Regions from separate parts of the Homo sapiens genome. Here region 2 is linked to region 1. A link is an interaction called in ENCODE POLR2A ChIA-PET data of the cell type or tissue named here. Cell type or tissue: GM12878. All regions are shown on one strand. Each heading gives the region's core, and the rest is flanking DNA. Links, peaks and the distances in the headings are about the cores only.

The links. Peaks named below come from ENCODE experiments on the same cell type or tissue, not always from the same donor. Only the 100,000 strongest peaks of a DNase experiment are listed, where the experiment ranks them.
Region 2: POLR2A ChIA-PET joins it to region 1 with 6 read pairs; 1 of 35 experiments calls an interaction of 5 or more read pairs at or near these places.

The regions. Positions count from the first base shown.
Region 1 is chr10:22,701,271-22,707,766 of GRCh38, reverse strand. The region is part of intron 1 of PIP4K2A (phosphatidylinositol-5-phosphate 4-kinase type 2 alpha); the gene reads left to right. Among named protein-coding and RNA genes, the nearest start is that of PIP4K2A, 10 kb to the left of the region's middle. RefSeq lists an enhancer at 3,332-3,391. In GM12878, for the core only: no CTCF peak of the experiment used is centred there; no DNase peak of the experiment used is centred there; H3K4me3 peaks cover 1,667 bases; H3K27ac peaks cover 2,580 bases.
Region 2 is chr10:23,010,199-23,016,694 of GRCh38, reverse strand. The region is part of intron 16 of ARMC3 (armadillo repeat containing 3); the gene reads right to left. The region is part of intron 2 of LOC107984215 (a long non-coding RNA gene); the gene reads left to right. Among named protein-coding and RNA genes, the nearest start is that of MSRB2, 82 kb to the left of the region's middle. In GM12878, for the core only: no CTCF peak of the experiment used is centred there; no DNase peak of the experiment used is centred there; H3K27ac peaks cover 200 bases.

The DNA of each region.
Region 1 (6,496 bases), core at 677-4,676:
GTGGGGAGAGCACGCAGCAGCCAGGAAGAATTCTTGGGGGGGAACACGCATAGGCTGAATTGATTACCCGCCTGGGTCACAGTGCCTAGTACTTGGGATTCACAACGGTACCGTTAACCACTGAGCTGTGCTGCCTGGGCCAAGCTCAGGAATCATTCATTTCTTTGAGTTCTTTTATTTTCTTAGTCTTAAGAGCTGTTCTTCTTGGATGGACAGAGTATTAGCTGTTAACATGGGAGAAAACTACTTGAAAACCAGTTTTTCCCTTCATAGAAAGAAAATCATTGTTAATGTTCAGAGCATGTAGGGAGAGAACCAGTACATAATTTATTTAAGAAAAATGTTGTAGGGAGTTTTAAAACAGTAACTTACCTAAAGCTAAGCCTCACAATTCTAAATCTTTATAGTTTTTCAGCTACCTGGGCACAGTGATTAAGAGCTCTGGAGTCCTTGTTCGGTTGGCTATGTGACCTTGAACAAGTTATTTTGCCTCTCAGTTCCTTGATTATAAAAGGAGGTAATAATGGTACCTACTTTGGAAGTTTGTTATATGGATTAAATCAATTCATACTTGTAAGATGCCTAAATAGTTGCTGGCACATGGTAAGTTCTTAATGTGCTAGCTGTCATTATTACTATCCTTTAAAATAGAGACAGGGTCTTGCTGTATTGGCCAGGCTGGTCTCAAACTTCTGACCTCAAGCAATCCTCTCACCTCAGCCTCCCAAAGTGCTGGAAATAGAGCCTTGAGCCACCATGCCTATCCTATTTTTTTTTTTAATATCTTAAATGCTAAGAGGTAGCAAATTATCAGATTGTATGCTAAATCAATGGTTACTTTATCCTGTTTTGTAGTAGAACATCATCGTTGTTCTTGGCATCCTTGTGTATTTTTGAGTTATGAATTATCATTTTAGAATTACCCTTGTGCCCTTGCTTTGCTTTCTGTATCTATTTTGTTATGTTCTTTCTTGTATTTTTCACACTTCCACTAGCGATTAGGTTCTTTGAAGTGTCAGAAATCTAATTCACATCCATTAGTTGCAAGTTATGTCAGCTATTGACTTGATATTTCACCTTGTCTTTAAATATGGAGACACTGCAAGATGCTTCAGATGCAAAATGAATATATTGTGGACCTTGCTCTCAAATTGTGCATAACTACAGGGGACACAGACGTAAAATAAATATATGTGTAAATAACTACAGTGTCCAGAATGCTAGGGGTGGAAGGTATTAAATAGACCGTGCAGAACATTGAGCAAAGGCATGACGTCGGTGAAGGGCTTAGACATGAGGCAGTTTGGGAGAAGAGCATTTCAGGCGGAGGGGTCAGCTGGTGCAAAGGCCGTGAGGCTGGTGTTTGCTTGGCTTGTTATGGCAACTGCAGGAAAGCTGGCATGGCTGGAGCACAGCAAGAGGGGGATATAGTGGTAGGAGATCTGCCAAGGTGCTAACCAGGACTGGATCATGATTACTTCTGCCTGGGGGACTTGGAGAATCCTTGAGAGGAGGTAACAATGAGGAGGACCTTGAGGATTAGATAGAATCTCCCAGCTGCAGAAGATGGGTGATATGGTTTGGCTGTGTCCCCACTCAAATCTAATCTTGAATTGTACCCATAATCCCCAGGTGTTGTGGGTGGATCAGCTGGAGATAATTGAATCATGGGGGCAGTTTTCCCCATCGTATTCTCGTGATAGTTAGTTCTCACGAGACCTAATGATTTTAAATAAGGAGCTTCTCCTTTTGCTGGGTGTTCATTCTTCTGCTTGCTGCTGCCATGTGAAGAAGGATGTGTTTGCTTCCCCTTCTGCCATGATCGTAAGTTTCTTGAGGTCTCCCCAGCCCTGCAGAACTGAGTCAGTTAAACCTCTTTCCTTTATAAATTACCCAGTCTTGGGTATTTCTTCACAGCAGCGTGAGAACAGACTAATACAATGGGGAAAGGCATATGCAGCTGAGGGTCCGACAGCGGGCAAAACCAAGCAGAGCGGAGAATGTGAGTAGTTGGCTTTGGGTGTGGCCACAGTGGCAGAACCCAGTAACATGTTAGAAATGCAGAGCTTGGGCCTCTGCAGACCTGCTGGAGCAGAATGTACATTTTAACAAGACATGTTGATCGTCAGCATATTTAAGTCTGAGAAACACCCATCAGGGTAAATCTTTGGTTTCAAGCCCTGAGATTCCTTAGATGTGCCTCAGGGGCTGGTGGGAGGGGGCCAAGCTGGTGGGGGAATTTAGGCCTACCTCAGTTTCCTCCAGAACAGCCTTGTTTTTGTCCTCATTGTCATCTCTCTGTCCTTTTTTTTTTTTTTTTTTTTTTTTTTTTTTTTTTTTAACTGGGGTACTGAATATAATACGTAAAGGGGGTAAAAAAGATCCTGCAGCCAAGAAAATTGAAAACCACAGAGGAACATAAAGGGAGTGTCAGGAGATGGTTGAAAGAGTAGTTTGAGGCCACCTTTGAAGGGCCAAGTGGTTGATGTTTGCCAGAGAAAAGCCAGCAGTTCTGACCAGGGTTACTTTAAAATTTGCCACAAATCTCAAATGACACTCGACCCGGAAGTGTTACTGCCTCCTTTAATATGTTCTCCACTCTCTGAAGTCATTTCTTCCTTTTCACTTCTCCTTGAACTTCACCTAGTGTCCTGTCCCCCACTTCCCCCACCCCGTCCTTCCCTCAGCATATAACCTCATTTAGAAAGCATTGAACAAATAGAAGCCGTCAGCTTCCACTCTTCCCACCATCCCATCTAAATTTTGGACAGCTGGGTCCGTCAGTCTACAGACATGCTGGAGGGGCTGCCCTGCCTGGTTTTGTAGCTGCTAGCTATATATGGCAATTTAAATTTCAGCTAATAAAACTTAAAATTCAGTTTCTCATATCAAGTGCTCACTAGCCACATGTGGTTAGTGGTTACTGGATTGAACAGTGCAGATATAGACGATTCCCACCATTGCAGTGTCTTCCACTGACATGGCTCACCATTCCGGGGCCGCCCATCTTGAAAGCAAAATAAACTACAGTAACAGCAGAAGCTCTCCTTCACCCTTAGTCTCTCATTTTAGTGTCTTCTCGTGTTTTCTGTTCCTTTTTTTTTTTTTTTTTTTTCAGATGAGGTCTTGCTTTTTGGCCTGGGCTGGAGTGCATGGTGCAATCATGGCTCACTGCTGCCTCAAACTCCTGGTCTCAAGCAGTCCTGCTTCAGACTCCCTAAGTGCTGGGATTATACATGTGAGCTACCACACCTGCCCTGTTCCTTTTCATAGCAGGAGTGAAAAGCCTTGTCTAAAGCTGAGGTCTCCTATTTCTATAGAGACACCGTACCTGGCAACCGTCAACTTACCTGCGATGATCTCCTTAACTTACCCCAATCTAGCTTTCACCTCCAGCACACCTAGGAAACTGCTCAAGTCAGCATCACTGGCAGTGCTAACATTTTCAAATGCAGGGGGCTCCTTTTTTTTTGTCTCTTGTTTTCCTTCTGCTTCACTAGCCACTCCTTAGGTGCAGGCTCCTCTTTTGCTCAGTCTGGAAATGTTGGAATGCCCCAGGCCTGTGTCCAGGATCATCTTCTACAATTACATTTACTTTACCTACATGATTTCATTTAGTCTCATGGCTTTTTATACCATTTTACAGTCATGATTGAGAAATTTTTAACTTCAGCTCTAACTTTCCTCTTGGGCTCTATATGCAGTTTCTTACCAGGTATCTTCACATGAATAACTAATAGACATCTCAGATGTCCCAAGCAGGCCTCTTGATTTCCTCCCTGCACTCTGCCCCGTCCCCTGTCATAACTTAAACTGGCCTCTTCCCGTCTCAGAAAATGGACCACCATAGACCCAGGTGCTCAAGCTTAAACGTAGGGAGCAACCTTGATTATGCTTTTTTCTCCCCACTCCTTCTCCACATCCAATTTTTGAGTCCCGAATCCACATGCTTTCTATTTGAATCTTCTTTCTCAGGAACACTGTGGTAGCCTCCTGTTTGGTCTCCCGGCATTCAGTTTTGCCCTGTTTCAGTCCACCTTGTCTGCAGCAGTGGCAGAGGAATCTTGCTAAACTGTAGATGATTTCATGTCATGTCCTCAGTTAAACCTTCCAAAGGCTTTACATTGCATTTAGAATAAAATCCAAACCTTTTCTGACCTGCAGGATCTTACTGGCCTGGGCCCCACTTTCCTCCTTGCCCTCATCCCATAACACCCTCTTCATGATTCCTATGTTCCAGCTGCCCTGCGCTTTTTCTGTTCCTAAAGGCAAGCTCAGAGCAGCCACAGTTCTTCAGTCTTTATTTTTCTCTTCGTCGGGAATGTTTTTCCCTCTTTTATTTATTTATTTTTTTATTTGAGACAAGGTCTCGCTCTGTTACCTGGGCTGGAGTGCAGTGGCATGGTCATAGCTCACTGCAGCCTTGAAGTCCTGGGCTCAAGCAATCCTCCTGCCTCAGCCTCCTATGTAGCTGGGACTACAGGTGTGCACCACCATGCCTGGATAATTTTTATAATTTTTGTAAGAGATGGGGGGTCTCGCTGTGTTGCCCAGGCTGGTCTTCAACTCTTGGCCTCAAGTAATCCTCCTGCCTCAGCCTCCCTAGGTGCTGGGATTAGAGGCATGAACCACCATGCCCAGCCTGCCCTCAGATCTTTGGATGGTTGGCTCCTATTAGTTATTTTAGTCTCTTAGCTAAGGGGTTGCCTTCTCAGATGGCCTCTCTGACCTCCTAAGCTAAGGGAGCCCCTCCACTATCATACTGTTATTTTCTCTGTGACACTTAACACTGTTTGAAACTGAGTTGTGTACATTTTTATTGCTTATCTCCCTCAACTAGAACAATAAGTTTCATAGCAACTGAGACTTTTTCCTATTTACTAGGTGTATCCCTGCATCTAGAACAGTGTGTTTAGATAGTAGGTGCTCAGTACATATTGTTGAATGAATGAGTGGGGCTGGGATTCTAAACCGTAGGCCATTAGTTCTCAGGTGGTATACCATGAGGCCTCCCATATTCAATTTTCATAAACATAGAAAGTTGACTTTTGTTATAATCAAGCATAGAGCATTTTAGAGCATTTTGCTGAGCGGGTTGTGCAGTGTGTTAGAGAGTGGGGAAAAACTTGCTGCAAATTGGTGATAAGAGGTATGGGGTAACTGCAAGCCAGTGCCAAAGAAAGAGGTTATGTTTACAGCAGCATGCAAGAACTGTGTCTTGTGAACACGACAGAAAAGGTTCAGAAAGTAAACAACTTCTTTCAAACAGTGTCAGATGTTGAAGGGCCGCCAAGTGAACTGCGTGAAGACTATGAATGCATTTCTAAGTAATCTGAGATATTATGTTAGAAGAGTGTGCTGCAGTGTTATTACTGACTTGTTCTTTTAATGGCTTCAGACATGCCTCTAAAAATTGTAGTATTCAGAAGTGTACCATAAGTTAAATTTAAGATTGCATAAACATTGTAAGAATAGGGATAATGTCAGTATCTCAGTCCTTTGTGGGTCTTTTTCTATTGTGTATTGTTTCTGCTGGTTCTTCTTCATGGTGCCTTGTTGCCATTTATGTTTGGTTCATTTTGGCTCTGAGCTGCTCACTTCCTTGGATAGTCATTCAGGGAACATTCTTCAAGTCTTAAGATAAAGATGTATCCTTCCAGAGAGAATTGTTTGTTTTTGCCACATGGCTAGGGATACTGGAGACCAAGACCATTTGAAACTAAATTCACAGCTTGGAATTTTTTGGACCTCATGGTGATATAAAATTGGGCTGCAGTCCCTGGGGTGGCATGGTTTTATTTTTGGTAGACCCATTGTAGCCTTATGGAGAAAAGGTTTCCTATTAGACTTCACACCTTGGGTGGGCCCTAGTCTTTGTCTTCTGTTCCTGTCAACCCATGAGGCCATCAAAGCCCTTAGAGCCAAAGTGGCTTCCATGACTAACTTATTCTTCCTGCTTCCAGTTTTCACTAAGATCTTGACAGGCCGACTTCTCTCCTCCCTCTTCCAACTCTTTCATGCCTTCAAGAAGATGTTTAAGAACATATTTTATTCAGGACGCTTACTTATTTTCAGTGCAGAGCTGACCTGAATAACCCTGTCAGCAGAAATGCAAATCAACCTCAAAGTTTCAAAAGAGGGAATCCAACAGTAAGTGAGACAGTGAGAAGCCAAAGCATGGTGGCACTTCTGCAGCCTTCCAGGGATGGATCTGTGAGGGGAGTCAGTGGGACAGGAGGTGGGACTGCAAGAAGGAAGAATGCCATTTCTGTCTTCCAGAGGTGATGGGAACCTGAGCTTGGGCAGGGGTAACAGACATTGTTGGATAACCAGGTATAGATGTGGTAGAAGCTGTGTTGTCTAAGTGGCCCATAGCCTAAAAGGTTTGAAGATACTGCTGTAAACAAGCAGACAAAGGATGTGCTTAGAGAGATTTCAGGTAGAATCAGCTGGATTTGGTGACTGTTAGGTAACAGGAAGGAATCGACAGTGACTC
Region 2 (6,496 bases), core at 1,817-5,816, 310 kb before region 1:
GAAGCATTTCTTTTGGACTTCTTTCCCATGAAGTCTGCCAGGTTATATTAATAAGGGCTTCAGTACTTAAATAAATTTCATTTCATGCATATGGAAATAAACACTTGGAAATTATAAAATTAACTCCGGTAAAATTAATTCTCAGAGCATCAGTTTTTGGTTAAAGACAGCAGAACTTTTACCTCTCCTGCAGAAACTTTAGCAAAACTACCTCAGGAAACAGGGATTTACTGTGGGATCCAAAGCTCTAAGGTTATTTTTCTACATTCATAGGTGGATGAAAAGGAGAGCAGGTAAACATATAGAATATTTGGCTGGCTCTAAATCGCTTATTGACATTTTCAAAGTTTAATCCCTTGCTCCTTTTTGATACCATCAACTATTGAAATACATAATTTTAGGACAAGGCTGGTGGGAGAAATACAGGTCATGAACCCAGCCCTCTTGGGGTTTCAATTTAAGCAAGAAGATTTTGTTATGTGGAAAATAATCACAATACCAGGCAGCATTCAATAAATTCCACATGAGTGATAAAGATGTGAAAGTCTCCAGGAGTTCAATGTTGAAAGAAATGTATTCAAATTGGGTGTCCTATTCCACCCAATTTATTCCAAAAGGATGGGAACAAGGCGTTGTTCAAAGTAGAGATAGGATTTGTTCTGGGTAGTGTCTGATTGTGTGAGTGTGTGTGAGTGTGTGTATTTCTTTGTTGTCTGTCTTCTCACTAGGATGTAAGTTCTATGAAGGCAAAGGTTTTTGTTTACTGCTGTATCTCCAGCACTGGAACAATTCCAGGCACATAGAAGGCGCTCAATAAGTATTTGTTGAATGAATGAATTGTAGAAAAGAAGGTAAGAAGGTGTTTACATGTGACTAAGAGACAATATCTGTTTCTGAAAGACTTTAGTAGTCAAGATTTGGGGGAGGAAGCAACAACAGTTTAAGTTATGGGTAAAAAGAGGGTAGTGGGAAATTATTTTAAAAACAAAAATGTTTTAGGAAATCATTATCCTGTAGATCAAGATTGTGTGAGTGACAGAAGTATTAAATAAAGCATTTGCTGTAAATATCTAAAAGGCTCTAGACATGATCAGCATGGAAAGAGGATATGAAAAAGGAGACAGAAAAACAACTAACTTTTAAATGTGTGTAATAAACTCATGTTCAGTCAAGTGAACGTTCATGAAAACTGGTCTGAATACAAAAGAACAGTGTAGACAGAACTTATCACACATTTCACAAACAGATCTAGTGAATGCTATTTTTAAATGTTTACATTCAAATGTTCTCTATAAGGAAAAGCTTTAGAAGAAATGTTAGATATGTTGGTTTCGGTGAAGACTAAGGAAGGAGGAGAGTGGATAACCAGGGAACGAATTAATCACGTCTCCTATGAGTGTTTTGCCATTAAGGGGAGTACAACTAAAGCCTTCGAAACCAAAAGTAATATGGTGCCTGGTCACCCAGGAGACAGAGTTTCAAATTTACATGCTGCATGGTAATGAGATTCATCAGGAAAAAGAAATCCGTACTTCCCCTTTCTCTTCTCCATATTAGAACACTTCACATGTAATTGATCTTACTTCTTTCCCATCTCTTCTCTCCTCTCCCTTTCAAAAATGTAGCACTCCATGGTTCTCGATGTCTCATTATTCTGTCAGTATCTCTCACTTTTTTAATTTATTTTTTTCCTTTATGATCTTCTTTTAAATTTTTTTTTAACTTTTATTTTAAGTTCAGGGGTATATGTGCAGGTTTGTTACATAGGCAATTTGTGTCATGGGGTTTTTTTTTTTTTTTTTTTTGTACAGATTATCTCATCACTCAGGTATTGAGCCTAGTACCCATTCATTATTTTTCCTAATCCTCTCCCTCCTCCACCCTCCACCCTCCAGTAGGCCCCAGTGTGTGTTGTTGTTCCCCTCTATGGGTCCATGTGCTCTCATCATTTAGCTCCCACTTATAAGTGAGAACATACAGTATTTGGTTTTCTGTTCCTACATCAGTTTGCTAAGGATAATGACTTCCAGCTCCATCCATGTCTCTGCAAAGAACATGATCTCACTCTTTTTTGTGGCTGCATAATATTCCGTGGTGTATATGTACCACATTTTCTTTATCCAGTCGATCATTGATGGGCATTTAGGTTGATCCCATGTCTTTGCTATTGTCTCACTCTTTTTAACATAAAATATTCCCAATGGCTTTTCAGACGAATGCAGTTAAAATATTTTATTCTATTTCCAGGAGTCCAAAGTTTTAATAGTCATAAGACAAGAAGGGTTGACCAAAAGACAGGCAACAGGACAACAGGGCTATGGCTAATCTACCCCTCAATGGACCAAAGGCTAAGAAGGGAAGAGAGAAGGGACGCACATTGAGCCCCTAAGTGTGCTAGGTGATGGTCAGGCACTTTCCTGACACCATCTCTCCTCTTACAGCAGCTCTTTGAGGCAGGGATCATCATTTTCATTTACAATTCAGAAGACCAAGGCCCAGTTGTGTCTGAATCCAAAGTCTCTGTGTTCTCCTCATGCCAACAATCCTCTTAAATCCTAGGAGTGCTTCAGGGTTTATCTTGAAGTGGGGAGTGAGCTGCCAGAATGTGCAGAGGAAGAGGGAGAGTGAAGACAGTACAAAGAAGGAATAATTATTCTCATTTGTTTATATTTGTTCTCCCTGGACATACTGTAAAGGAGTCAAACATCTGTTCCTTTCAACAAACAGCATTCAATAATTAAAGTAATTTTTAATATTATTAATCAATAAATAATTTTTTACTGCCCCTGATGAGCCTGATACTATTCTAGGCTCTACGGATATAAAGATAAAAAAAAAAGCGTGGTCCCAGATCTCAAACAGCTCATTGTTCAGTAAGAAAGACAAATAAATCAACACAAATCAGTGCAGGCTATGGAAGAGATAGAATCCATTCACAAAGGAGTTTCAGTTTCATGGGATGACTAAGGGCTGTGTTCTGGAGATCTAATGTACAGCATGGAGACATTATATTATATTTAATAACACTGTATTGTACACATGACATTTGCTAAGAGAGTAGATCTTCAATGTTCTCACCATGAAACTACAAAAAATGAAAGAGAACTCTGAGGTGACAGAAGTGTTAATTAACTTAATCGTGGTAAACATTTCACAGTGTACACAGATATCAAAACATCATGTTTAAATGTACATAATAATTCATTTGTCAATTAAGCCTCGATAAAGTGAGAAAAAACTATAGCTAAATAATTAAAAACCCAAATTCACAAAAAAATGGGCACAAAATAAATGTTTATCCTGGTGTGATCAGAGAAGGCTTCACAAAAACAAAGCTGTAAAGAAAATAAAGAATGAATAGGAACTTGCCACAAAACAAGCAAGGCTATTCCAGGGTGGGCCATGCTTGGAGTATGGGCTTCAGCTATAAGATGAGAGGGAACTTTGTTTTAGGCAGAGTCATATGATCTGACTTTCATTTAAAAAGGTGTGTAGTGGCTGGCCATGGTGTTTCACGCCTGTAATCCCAGCATTTTGGGAGGCCGAGGCAGGCAGATCACGTGAGGCCAGGAGTTTGAGACCACTCTGGCCAGCATGGCAAAACCCCGTCTCTAATAAAAATAAAAATAAAAATAAAAATTAGCTGGGCATGATGGCACGCATCTGTAATCCCAGCTACTCGGGAGGCTGAGGCCCGAGAATTGCGTGAACCTGGGAGGCGGAAGTTGCAATGAGCCAGGATCACACCATTGCACTCCAGCCTGGTGATAGAGTGAGACTCTGTCTCAAAAAAAAAAAAAAAAAAGGTGGGGGCTAGCACCTCTGGGGGCACATGCATGGAGGACGGGTTTATGGAGGGCTATGCGAAAGTGGGAGGATTTACAGTACGATAAGGAGGTTGATGTGATTGAATAACATAAAGGCCTGAACTAGGGAAGTAAAAGTGAAAATGAAGGGAAGAAATAGATGTAGGAGAGTTAAGACATAGAGTGGATAGGACTGTCTTGGTCATTCCATATTGGGGATAAATGAGAAGGACTTCAAGATGGTTCCTAGGCATGGGTGATTGTATGGGAATATGATTAACATGAACAAGCACAGGGAAGAGAGGGGGAGGGAGCTTGGGAGCTGCGGTGAACAATGAGTTCAGGTTGGAACATATTGAACTTAAGGTGCCTTCAGAGTGATAGGGCAGAATACTCCACCAGGCAACTGGACACACAGGTCTGGACTCAAGAGAAGGGTCTCAGCTTTGGAGTGGGAGCTAAAACTATGGAGAGTAGGAACAGGAGTACTACTCCTGGAGAACATTGATATTTACGGTATTGCAAAGGATGAGAAGATAGCACCAAGGGCCAAAAAAGAAGGGATTTATCTATAGAACAAAGCGACATGGATCTAATGAGATCAAGATGTGAGTGTTTCACAGTTATGGAAAATATCAGTGTCAAATATCACAATAAAGCAAACTATAGCTGTGTGAAGATCAGCAGCTTGATATTCACAAGTACACAAAATGAGTTCCCACCCAGAAGGATTGCCCAAAAAATTTAGGATTAAGAACCAGATTGAGCTGTAAGAAAAATAAGACAATTGTAAAAATCCAAGAAGAGCAGAAGAACCAAAGATGAAAGCTGATGTGTTCATTCGTCTGGGTGAGGACCAGAGGGAAAGGTGCACTTTGATTGAGGGACTATATGTACAATAAGGTCCTGTGGCTGCTCATCAGTCAAGTGGCCTGTCCCTAGCAAGGGAGCAGAAGGCTGAGTCTTTCCCAGGGCCATAGCTGGGTGGACTAAAGGGGAACACTTGTCTCAGAGGCAGCTGACATTCTGGATGGCCTGTGAAAATAAGATTGCATCTCCTGAAAATGCACGAAGAGACAGAGAGAGATTGTATTTGATTGCTGCCAGGCTTTTGAACTGGAAGGCTGTTTTGGAATTGGGGCCAGATTTGGTCCCTTAGCAAACCAAGGTCACATGCAAGCTACAGTTAGAGGAGAGGCTGTAAAAAAAAAGCAAGCAAGGAAGCAAGTGCAAGTAAGTTACCATGCAGGTGGAGGGAGTAAGAGAGAGGGGAAGAGAGATGGGCAGGCCCTGCAGTTGTCACCTGTCCCATTGAGGACCCTCTGCATCCCTGCACTGAATTCCTTTATATCCTTGTATGGTTGGAGTGGGTTTTGGCTCCTCGAAACTTTTTAGTACAACAATAATAATAGCAACAGAAACTGACACTGGTTGAGTGTTTACCATGTGCCAGGCACCGCGCTAAGCATTTCACACGTAGTGACTTACTTGAGGCTTACAACAGCACTATGAAAATGGTTCTATTTTTATTTCAGTTTTACAGATGAGGAAACAGAGACAAAGAGAAGGTAACCCATTTGCTCCAGATGCATCATTTATAAGTGTGGAACTTGTCAGAAATAACCTTTTCCTGCCAAAGTTTGGATTTCTGTTCTTTTGAATAAATGTGAATGCCTATGAGTGCCAGCCAGGCACTGCGCTAAATACAGGAGATGAAAATAAACTATTCAAATTAGAACATTCCTTGTTCTTGAGGAGCTTTTAGTCCAGTGGGGAGAGGCTCAGAGAGGCCAAAGGGTAGGGCAGAGCAAAACAAAGAAAAGGACAAGGAATGGAAAGGAAAGGGAAGGAGAGAGGAGGGAAGGGAAGGAGAGAGGAGGGAAGGGAAGGAGAGAGGAGAAAAGGGAAGGAGAGAAGAGGGAAGGGAAGAACAGGGAAGGGAAGGGAAAGGAAGGAAGGGGGAGGGAAGGGAAGAAGAGGGGAAGGAAGGGAAGGAGTGGGAGGGAAAGGGAAGGAGAGGAGAGGCAAGGGAAGGAGAGGAGAGGCAAGGGAAGGAGAGGAGAGGCAAGGGAAGGAGCAGGGAGAGAGAGCAAAGGAGAGGAGAGGGAAGGGAAAGAGAGGGGAGAGAAGAGAAGGAGTGGGGAGGGGGAGGGAAAGGGAAGGAAAGGGGAGGGAAAGGAAGGAGGGGGAAGGGAAAGGAAGGAAGGGGGAGGGAAAGGAAGGAGAGGAGAGGAGAGGAAAGGGAAGGAGAGAGAAGATGGTAGGTCAGGGAATGGGAAGGAAGGGAGAGAGAAGGGAAGGGAAGGGAAAGAGAGGGGAGAGAAGGGAAGGGAAAAGAAGAGAACAGGGAAGGGAAGGGAGACAGGAGAGATGGGAAGGGAAGGAGAGGGGAGGGAAAGGAAGGAGGGAGGAGGGAAAGGAAGGAGGGAGGAGGGAAAGGAAGGAGAGGGGAGGGAAGGGAAGGGGTGGGAGGGAAAGGGGAGGAGAGGGAAGGGAAAGAGAGGGGAAGGAAGGGAAGGAAAGGGGAGGGAAAGGGAAGGAGAGATAAGAGGGTAGGTCAGGGAATGGGAAGGAAGGGGAGAGAGAAGGGAAGGGAAGGGGAAAGAGAGGGAAGGGAAGGGAAAGGAAGAGAAGAACAGGGATGGGAAGGGAGAGAGGAGGGAAGGGAAGGACAAAGAAGCGGAGGGAAG